Linked DNA regions of Homo sapiens: regions 1 and 2 are each linked to region 3. Evidence: chromatin contacts called from ENCODE Hi-C or POLR2A ChIA-PET data. All regions are on one chromosome and are shown on one strand. Each heading gives the region's core, a stretch centred on a gene start or an enhancer-like site at or near the end of the contact. The rest is flanking DNA. Distances are from core to core; before and after follow the strand shown. Region 1 holds the start of CAMK4 (calcium/calmodulin dependent protein kinase IV). Region 2 holds the start of WDR36 (WD repeat domain 36). Region 3 holds the start of FBXL17 (F-box and leucine rich repeat protein 17).

Region 1 (2,984 bases), core at 153-2,652, 2.8 Mb after region 3:
ATATATATTTTCAATTTCCAATCAGCTAGGAATCACATTCCTGTAACTACTTGATTGGATATTTTTGGTTGTTTGTTCACCAGTATAGCAGGCAGGCTTTTAAGAATAATAAATCCATAAATTAGATTAAAATATTGGACCATATTAATGGTTGGTGCTATCAGGAATGGAGACTTACTAGGAAGAGTTTAGCGCATGTTGGAGGAAACTCAGGAAAAAAAAAAGGCCAAAAGTAACACCTGTGAAGTAAGGTGAAAGCGCCTGGAGCTATTTAGCCAGAAATGAGTTGTGGTATAATAACTGTCATAGATATGTATCAGAACATGACTAATTGTTGTTCGTCTTTGCTGAAATCTGAAAAGAAAAAAGTTCAAGGGTAGTTTAAGTGATGTATGTTTAATACTGAGAAGAAGAGCCATGACAGCTGATGGACAGGACATAAGAATGCTTATCATGGGATACATCTCTTGGGAAGAGAAAAAGGGCTTTTACATGTAGCAGTCTTCCCTGTCATGAATGAGGACAGGTCCTGCCTTAAGGCAGAGGGTTTACTAGTTGGCTTCCACAAGGCCCTTCTAGAACTGTAATTCTGAGCCACTTCAGATGCTGAGATTGAACTCGACACAGCCAAGTATCTCCTCTTTTAGGAGCTCCAGCAGTGCCGAGGAGGCAGTGCCACCAGCAGCGACGACAGCATTTATTCCAACTGAAGACTTCACTCAAAGGTGAGTCAGGTCAGTGTGGACCTGGGCGCTTCCTTTTCCTCCAGCTCTCACTGGGTCCAGGCACAGGAGCCCTGAGGGATCGGCGACCACAGTACTCCCTCCCCGGCCACCAATATAAGCTTTGACAGAGGATGGCTGGTTAGCTGGTGTTAGGTGGGAGGGACTCGCCACGGAGACGCGCTCAAGGAGGGATGAGTTGCGCCACCACCACCTAGGTCCCTCTCTCGCTATCCGGCGGGGCCGCCCGGACCCAGGTGCTGCCAGGGTACGCCTGGCGCCCGCCATCCCAGAGCAGCGTCCCGCTGCGCACGGTCTCCCTCCAGCTCCGGTCCCCGCGGGAGGGCGCGTGGGATGATGCGCGGGTCCTTGTGCCTTCCCCAAGCTCCAGCATCCGGAGCCGCCCTAGCCGGCACCGCGGCAGCCACAGCCTGGGAGAGAGAAAGGAAAGAGGGAGGGCGGCGGGAAAGGCTCGGCGCGGGAGGAGGGCGGGTGAGGAGGGAAGGAGCGAGGGGGAGGGAGCCTCTCTCCTCAGCGGTGCAGCTAGTCTCCCTCCAGCGGGCGGCGACTCCGGGTTCCCCCTCGCGCCCTCTCGCAGAGGCTCGCCCCCTTCCCCGCCCACCGTCCCTGCGAGCGCGGGCGGCGGCGGTGGGCGTGTGCGCGCGTGAAGGACGCCGCCTCTCTCTCGCTCCTGCGTTCGCAGGCGGCGGCTGGCGGCCGGCTTCTCGCTCGGGCAGCGGCGGCGGCGGCGGCGGCGGCTTCCGGAGTCCCGCTGCGAAGATGCTCAAAGTCACGGTGCCCTCCTGCTCCGCCTCGTCCTGCTCTTCGGTCACCGCCAGTGCGGCCCCGGGGACCGCGAGCCTCGTCCCGGATTACTGGATCGACGGCTCCAACAGGGATGCGCTGAGCGATTTCTTCGAGGTGGAGTCGGAGCTGGGACGGTAAGGCGCGGGCTCCGGCTGGGGAAGCCCGCGGCGTGCACTGGGGGTTGTCCCTCTCGCAGCGACGGCTCGGAGGGTGCGGGAGCCTGCCTTCGTGCCCTTCGATTTCTCCCTACCTAGTTAGTGTCTTGAGAGAGAGCTAACCTTCATTCAGGTGCGGCTCGAGTCCTTCCCACCCCACCAGAGCGCCTAGGCCGGTGCAGCTGTAGGATCAGCCCGACTCCCTCCCACCTTCCCTCCTTCTCGCAGGCTGCCACTTCCCTTGGGTGACAGCTCCCACCGCACGTGGGCCCTGCTTTCCCAATTGATATCTTTGCTCACGATTATAGCTTGCCAGAGGGTCCTGTTTGTCTAGTTATTGTTTAGGGTGGGGGCCGGAGGGTGCCCCTCCAAATCAAGACAGAATTATTAAGTTAGATTCCTCCTCCTTCCCCTCGTCAAGCTCTCCAAAGCAAGTGACACGAGAAATTAAACTTAAATACTAGCTTCCCTGCAGAGTCTGCTCAGGAGTGAAGGGAGAAATGAATCATTTAAGAGAGTTGAAGGCAGAATAATGAACTAGTGTGGCTTTAAAGAGAAAGCAGCATATGGGATCCAGGCAGTGGTAATTAGTGAGAATGCTGCTGCTTCCCTTCTTTCATGGGCTGGAGTGATTTATTTAAATTATATATGCAACAGACCATCTCCCTAGGATTGCAGATATGTCCCCTATCCCTCCTCTGAAGATCCAAACAGGTAGCAGTTTGGCCTTCTGCATGATTCCATATGCTTTCGTATTTGTATCCATTGAAAATTATAGTTTTCTTTCCCTTACTTCCTTTTTTTTTGTCTTTTCTCTCTGTTATCCATAGGTAAGGAGATTTATTTTCAACACTTATTTTAGATCCAGGCTCTTTAGTATAGGGAATCTGAAGATGTAATTTCAACGGTTGACAAGTTGCAGCTTCTGTACTTACTACTCCTTTGCAATTTCATTTTTCATTCTCTTTTTGCTGGAAATAGTATTGCTAACAGCCTTTTTATTTTTTCAAGTCATTGGAGGATCCAGAGCAGGATTCTGGATGTTGGTATTTAGTGGGAAGATGTAATGATCACTGCCCACTCTCCCCCCACTTTGCTAGTACTATTGAAGGCTCATTGAATATAGATGTGTAAAATAGGCAAACTTCTGAATGAAAATTCAGTGATTTGTCACTGTTAAAAATGTTTTGAAGTATTTGAGCACTGAATAATGTATACATAAACATCCATTTTTGATCAAGTTTTTCAGTATTCATCTGAAGATCTATTATATATATAGGTGGAAATGAAAGGACAATGA
Region 2 (2,846 bases), core at 300-2,799, 2.7 Mb after region 3:
ATGAACCCGGTACCTCAGATGGAAATGCAGAAATCACCCGTCTTCTGCGTCGCTCACGCTGGGAGCTGTAGACCGGAGCTGTTCCTATTCGGCCATCTTGGCTCCTCCCCTCTCCCCTCTTTTTTAATTTAAAGAACATTTACAAATAATTAGCAACTTGTTCACTTTTAAGTCATACCAAAAACATGGCTGAAAATGTGCACTGCTATTGAGAAATCCGGGGTACAAATGAAAATACAAGTAAGTACAACATGTCAAGGACTAAATAACAAGCTCTCATTCTGTTAGCATCTGCCCCTTAATGATCTTAACATCCAAAGTGTTTGAGGCTTTGTGCCAAGAACTATAAAATAAATCAAGATTTTTTTTGTTCAAGAATGTATGAGTCAGGTATTCAAATTAGCTAACAAGTGACTTTTGTTTCATAATAATTACATTTTAGAACTGGAAGGAACCCGAGAGAGTACACTGATCTGTGTAGAGACAGACCCTCTTTATCTCTTTCAAGTACATTTACATTAGTAAATATACCCTTTTTATCCCTCTCAAGTACTAGTATAGTTACGTTAGTCACTCGACCCAAACCTTAATAGGCTGCCAAAACGTTTTCATAAACGAAATGAAATGGAAATAAAACAGTAAGAGAAGAGGTTATTCCATATGTTGAACTTTGGTCCTGGGCTCTAAGCTCACCACTGTTTTAGTTAATGTTCACATGCTCAGAGATTGTTCCCCAAACCTACATCTTGGTAAGGCAGCTGGCTCCTGAGGAGTGAGGCGTCTTGACACCCACTTCACTGGAATCAGTCTCCTTCAGCATCCTAAGGCACTCAGCTCTAATGAACTGCCCGGACTCCCGTTTGCATTATGATAAGCTCCTCTTTAGAACCTCTACTGTCTGCTTTTGACAGCCGACCTCAAGGAATACTGACTTAATCCAGGAATCCCAATAACATTTAATATTTATCTTCCTTTTCTGGGAGGAATCTACACTTATCCAAGTTGCCCAAGTGAGCAGTTCCCTCCCCACAAGTAATTAGTTCTACTCCCCAGAGGGTCTGTGAGTGAATCCCTCTGTCAGTTTTGAAATGTCCCATTATAGTTTTCATCTGTAAATATGTCAATATGTATCCAAAAGATGAGGATCTTTAAAAACGTAATCATAATGCTACTATCATATGTAAAAATGAAACATAATTCCTTAATATCATCAGATATCCAGTGTTTAAATTTTTCCAGTCTCATGTTTTTGTACATTTTTAAATAATCACATGTTTAAATCGTTTCCATCTCCAAGGCGTCGACCTCCCCTCCATTCTCCTGGGCGTCGCGCTTCCCTCTTTGTTTCCCGCCCTTGCGGTTCTGTCGGAACCTAACGAGCTTCCTTCCACCGCAAAAGAGCTGGAGAACAATGCTAGGCAACGTGCTGGAGACCTTGGCCCTCGGAACCCAAGTCACGCCTCCCATGTGAGCTCTGGAGGGAGAACTTTATGTGTTGCACTGAGGGCAGTCTCCGGAAACGCGATTCGCAGCGGGCGCCGGAAGCGGTGTTGTGTCTGCAGCTCTGGCAGAGGACTGTTCCACTAGACACGCTGAAGGGACTGGGTACGTGTTTTCCTTCAGGACCAGAGCTGAGAGGAGCTGGGATCGCGGCGGCAATGGAACGGGCCTCAGAAAGGCGCACGGCCAGCGCGCTTTTTGCGGGGTTCCGGGCCTTGGGACTTTTCAGCAACGACATTCCACACGTGGTGCGGTTCAGCGCGCTCAAGCGCCGGTTCTATGTAACAACCTGCGTGGGCAAGAGTTTCCACACCTATGACGTGAGTGACTTCTTTTGTTAGCTTCCCAGGAAAACCACCCTCCTTGGCCTCTAACTCTGTCCTGGAGCAGTCCGGTTCTCCCTTCCCATTTACCACGGGCTTCCCTTCTTTAACCCCTCCCTGTCCTATTAATATTTCGCCATCCGGTCACGTCCACGTGCTGATTTGGCACTTGCAGTCCTCCTGGGGCGTGTTTCAGAGGCAGCCTGGCCAAGGGGAAACTGCTAGAGAACATCTCAGTTGTATGGCAGTAATATTTGTTCAGTGAATATTTATTGACCTTCCCTTGAAGGTGGAAACATAATTAAGACAAACCTCTACCTCTTGCATTCTTAATGAGAGAGAAAAACATGCACGCTATTACGTTATTGGTGACACGAGCTGAGTTAGAAATTCACTCTAGGTAGAATACATTGGGAGAACCGGAGATGGTGAGATTAATTACCGTTAGGGAAAATATCTAATAGCAATCAGTTATTTTCAACTAACGCAAAGTGTCTGGCACTGTCACTCTAAGCCTTGCAGCCGTTTCTTTGCAACATAGGTGTCATTATACCGTAGCACCTTTATATAATCTATTAAAGTAAATTTCAGATAAATCACTTGTTAGTGATGATTTTTTCTCCTATAACAGTTCATCGATCATTGTAATAGTGTCTCTTGTTTACTTGTTTCTTTTGTCTTCTCCGAAAGAATGTAACCTCTGTGAGAACAGAAACCTTGATGAGGAGGATGATAATAGTCAGTGTTAATTAAGTACTTTCTTTTCTGGAAAACAGGTAGAGTTGTCTCTCTTGGAGGATTGTGAATATCAAATGGCTTATTAGCAAAAAGAGCTGGGAGGTAGGAACTAGTTGAGTTAGTGGAAAAGGAAAGTGAGGGCAGAGCTGAGGTGAAGAGCAATTGGGTTTCTCAGAGTCTGAGCTGGTAATGGAGACAGGGTGGGTTAGAACCATATTAATCATGTGAAAGTATTTAGTGTTACCATTCTCTGCACTTGTTCCTTGCTTGCTAACTTTTGCTTTT
Region 3 (2,701 bases), core at 62-2,561:
TCCCGACAGTCCGCGTCGCCACATTCATGCTGCTGCTGGGCGGACAAGGGGGCGGTGCCCCCGGCTCGGACAGCGTCCCCGCCAGCTTCGGTGGGGGCACCTTCGGAGGTGGGAGAAGAGGGCGGAGGGCAGAGCGGCTGCGGGGGCTGCTCCGGGGCCTGGCAGCAGCCGGCGTCGGGGGGCCGGGGCGGCGAAGCGCCTCCCCCCGCAGGCCCTCCCCCGCCACCGCCGCCGCCGCCGCCGCCGCAGCCCCCGCCGCCGCAGCGGGGCTGCTTGCAGGGGGTGCAGGCGGGGACCCCGGCCCCCTTCCGCTTGCACACCATTTCGGGGGGCGTAGGGAGCTCGGCCGGTGACGGTGTCGGCCCCCGGAAGAGCTGCACGGCGGCGGGCGGCCCCAGGAAGCGCACCGGCCCCAAGCTGGCCAGGAAGAGACTTCGGCCCTGCTGCTCCCAGGCGGCGGCCGCAGCCAGCCCCAACTCTTTGCAGCAGGAGGCGGGCGACGAAGCCGAGGCGGCAGCGGCGGCGGCGGCGGCGGCCGAGGATAGCAGGAAGCGGCGGGCAGCAGCGGCGCAGTCCTCGGCGGCCAGGGCCGCGTAGCGCCGCGCCAGGTGCTGAGAGGAGGAGGCGGCAGCGTAGGCCCCGTCCCGCGGCGGCGGCGAGAGCGGCGGCTCCTCCTCTGGGCCGGCGGGGGCGGGCGCGCCGGGACTGTGCACGATGAAGCAGAGCATGCAGGGCCCGCGGAAGAAGCAGTCCCGGCTCCGGGGCGCCGCCGGCTGAGGGGGCACCTTGGCTGGGGTCCGGCGGGGCAGCCTGAGGAGAGGGCGCCGGCGGCGGCACCAACTGCAACAGCGAGGCCTCTTCTGGCTCGGGCGGTTACGCGGCTCCTTCGAGAGAAGGTGGCCCATATAGAAGGCCCCGAGGAGGGGGACCGGGACGGGAGGGAGGGAGACCCAGAGAGGCGGGCTCCCGGCAGCGGGGCAGGCCGCTCGCTGGCTCGGCCCCCGGAGGGGTCGCCCTTCCTGCGCACACACACGCACACACGGGCACACACGCGACGGTGGGGGGTGGGCGTCAGCTGCGGGCCGCCGGAGTGCCCGACGGGGGCTACATGCTTTGCCCAGGGAAGCCGGGAGAACGATGGGCGCGAGCTTTGGGGACGCGAGGGAGGGAGCGAGCGAGCCTGCCGGCTAGGCGACCAGTCCGGGCCCGGCCAGCCGGCTCAGTCAGTCAGCGGAGCGGCCGGGGAAAGGCCGGGTCCCGCTCGGACCATTTTAACTGCGGATCCGCCGCCGGCGCGCGCACCCGCGACTCTGCTCGGAGCCGCAGGAGCGCGCGGCCCGTTCCGGCAGGGGGCGGAGCCAGTTGCGGTGGCGCGCTCGTGGCGGGGACGCCGGCACCCGGCTGCTCACCCGGGACGGCCGTCACACCGGCACTACGGGAAGAAGCCGGCCGGCTAGGGCACGGAGCTCTGGGCTTGCGGGGTGCGGCGCACGCCCCTCCCTCCCACCGCCTAAGGTTTTTCCGAAGCTGCTGGGCGTGCGCCGCGTTTCTGAGGCGGGAGGAGACACTTCCGAGCCAGCTGTGTGACATCCGTTTACACAGCCGCGCTGACGTCTCGAGGTGTAAGTTCAAGAGCTGCCATTGGCCGGGAGCCGCTGGGCTCTTCCCCTCACCTTCCACCCCTGTCACCACCCCTGACTCGGAAACCGAGGCCACTTCGAAGCCGCGAGGCGGGTTCCGCCGGAAGGGCCAGTGTGGGCGCTGACCGCGCTTCGGGCAGAGTGGCAGATGCGGCCCCTGGGTGATGCGCACCGAAGTCATGTGAGGGGTTGATTGGTTGTGCGGCACCACTGTTTACCCACTTGTGTTTTCTTAATTGTTGCGTACTACTGCCTTTCCACAACTTTATTTCAGAATGAAAGCATATATCAAATTACCTGTGCACAGCAGAAAGATAACAGCTTCCCCACCCAGTGAGCCATTCAACACCCAGGCTACAAACTGTAGATCACTTTATTGTCTACACCCTCGGAATCCTGTCTAGCCGTCTGTTGTATATTTTAAACATGACGGTGCAGTGCCTGCTATATGACAAACGTTGGTGATCCAGATGAGAAAGAGGAAACAGCTATGCAGGCAGTCCTTTAGAAGGTTTGACTATATCGAGGCTAAAGAGCTAGGGCAGCTGCTAGAGCGGTACCTGGTGCGGAGAGGTTAGCTTTCACAAGCGAAAAATTAGAGGAGGCAAATACCATGGGAATGAGCCACTCTAGTGAGAGAAATAAGAGGAGAAGGTGGAATGGAGAGTGCTTTAGGAAGGATACTTTCTTCATTGTGATTACAGAGAATGAGGAAAGGTAGATAAAGGACGGATACAGAGAGGTGGATGTTTCTAGCAGGAAGGTGAAAGAGTTCCTTTCTGTTGGTTTCTGTTTTGCTTCAGATAGAGCTTGGTTACCTGCTGAAGGGTGGAAGAGAAGTGGCAGGTGTTTAAAAAAAAATCTGCTAAGGATAACTTGAGAGAGCTGACTGAGGAAGAAGTATTGCAATATTCAAGGCCCAGTGGCTTGGAGAAGACCACTGTTGGAACCTACATTGCTATTCCCACTATAGTGGCCAGCCCCACCCAGCCTGCTCTCAAACATGCTGTCAAACAATTGTTAATTCTGGCCTTTTTGTCAGAAATGACCAATCTTAAGTC

What was found. A loop is a pair of places that touch in the nucleus more often than their neighbours do. ChIA-PET counts read pairs that join two places held with the same protein, here RNA polymerase II (POLR2A). Pooled maps may share reads with other maps.
Region 1: a loop to region 3 is called in a map of naive thymus-derived CD4-positive, alpha-beta T cell, with 11 times the contacts of the local background. The contact joins the promoter of CAMK4 here to the promoter of FBXL17 in region 3. A Hi-C loop is called at or near these places in 3 of 168 maps with a recorded cell type or tissue (CD4-positive, alpha-beta T cell and naive thymus-derived CD4-positive, alpha-beta T cell) and 10 of 50 pooled maps. POLR2A ChIA-PET finds 5 or more read pairs at or near these places in 3 of 52 experiments (CD4-positive, alpha-beta T cell, CD4-positive, alpha-beta memory T cell and GM12878).
Region 2: a map of B cell shows a loop between it and region 3 (21-fold over the local background). The contact joins the promoter of WDR36 here to the promoter of FBXL17 in region 3. A Hi-C loop is called at or near these places in 5 of 168 maps with a recorded cell type or tissue (B cell, CD4-positive, alpha-beta memory T cell, CD8-positive, alpha-beta T cell and 2 more), 10 of 37 single-sample maps with no recorded cell type and 20 of 50 pooled maps. POLR2A ChIA-PET finds 5 or more read pairs at or near these places in 4 of 52 experiments (CD4-positive, alpha-beta T cell, OCI-LY7, T-cell and 1 more).

The regions. Positions count from the first base shown.
Region 1 is chr5:111,222,982-111,225,965 of GRCh38, forward strand. It overlaps CAMK4 (calcium/calmodulin dependent protein kinase IV), which reads left to right and starts at 1,403. Exons shown (of 11, transcript NM_001744.6): 1 at 1,403-1,663. The coding sequence starts at 1,503. RefSeq lists enhancers at 532-631, 1,592-1,641 and a silencer at 992-1,481.
Region 2 is chr5:111,090,799-111,093,644 of GRCh38, forward strand. It overlaps WDR36 (WD repeat domain 36), which reads left to right and starts at 1,550. Exons shown (of 23, transcript NM_139281.3): 1 at 1,550-1,820. The coding sequence starts at 1,659. RefSeq lists an enhancer at 1,400-1,839.
Region 3 is chr5:108,380,787-108,383,487 of GRCh38, forward strand. It overlaps FBXL17 (F-box and leucine rich repeat protein 17), which reads right to left and starts at 1,312. Exons shown (of 9, transcript NM_001163315.3): 1 at 1-1,312. The coding sequence starts at 905. RefSeq lists silencers at 163-242, 263-1,012, 1,213-1,462 and an enhancer at 1,563-1,682.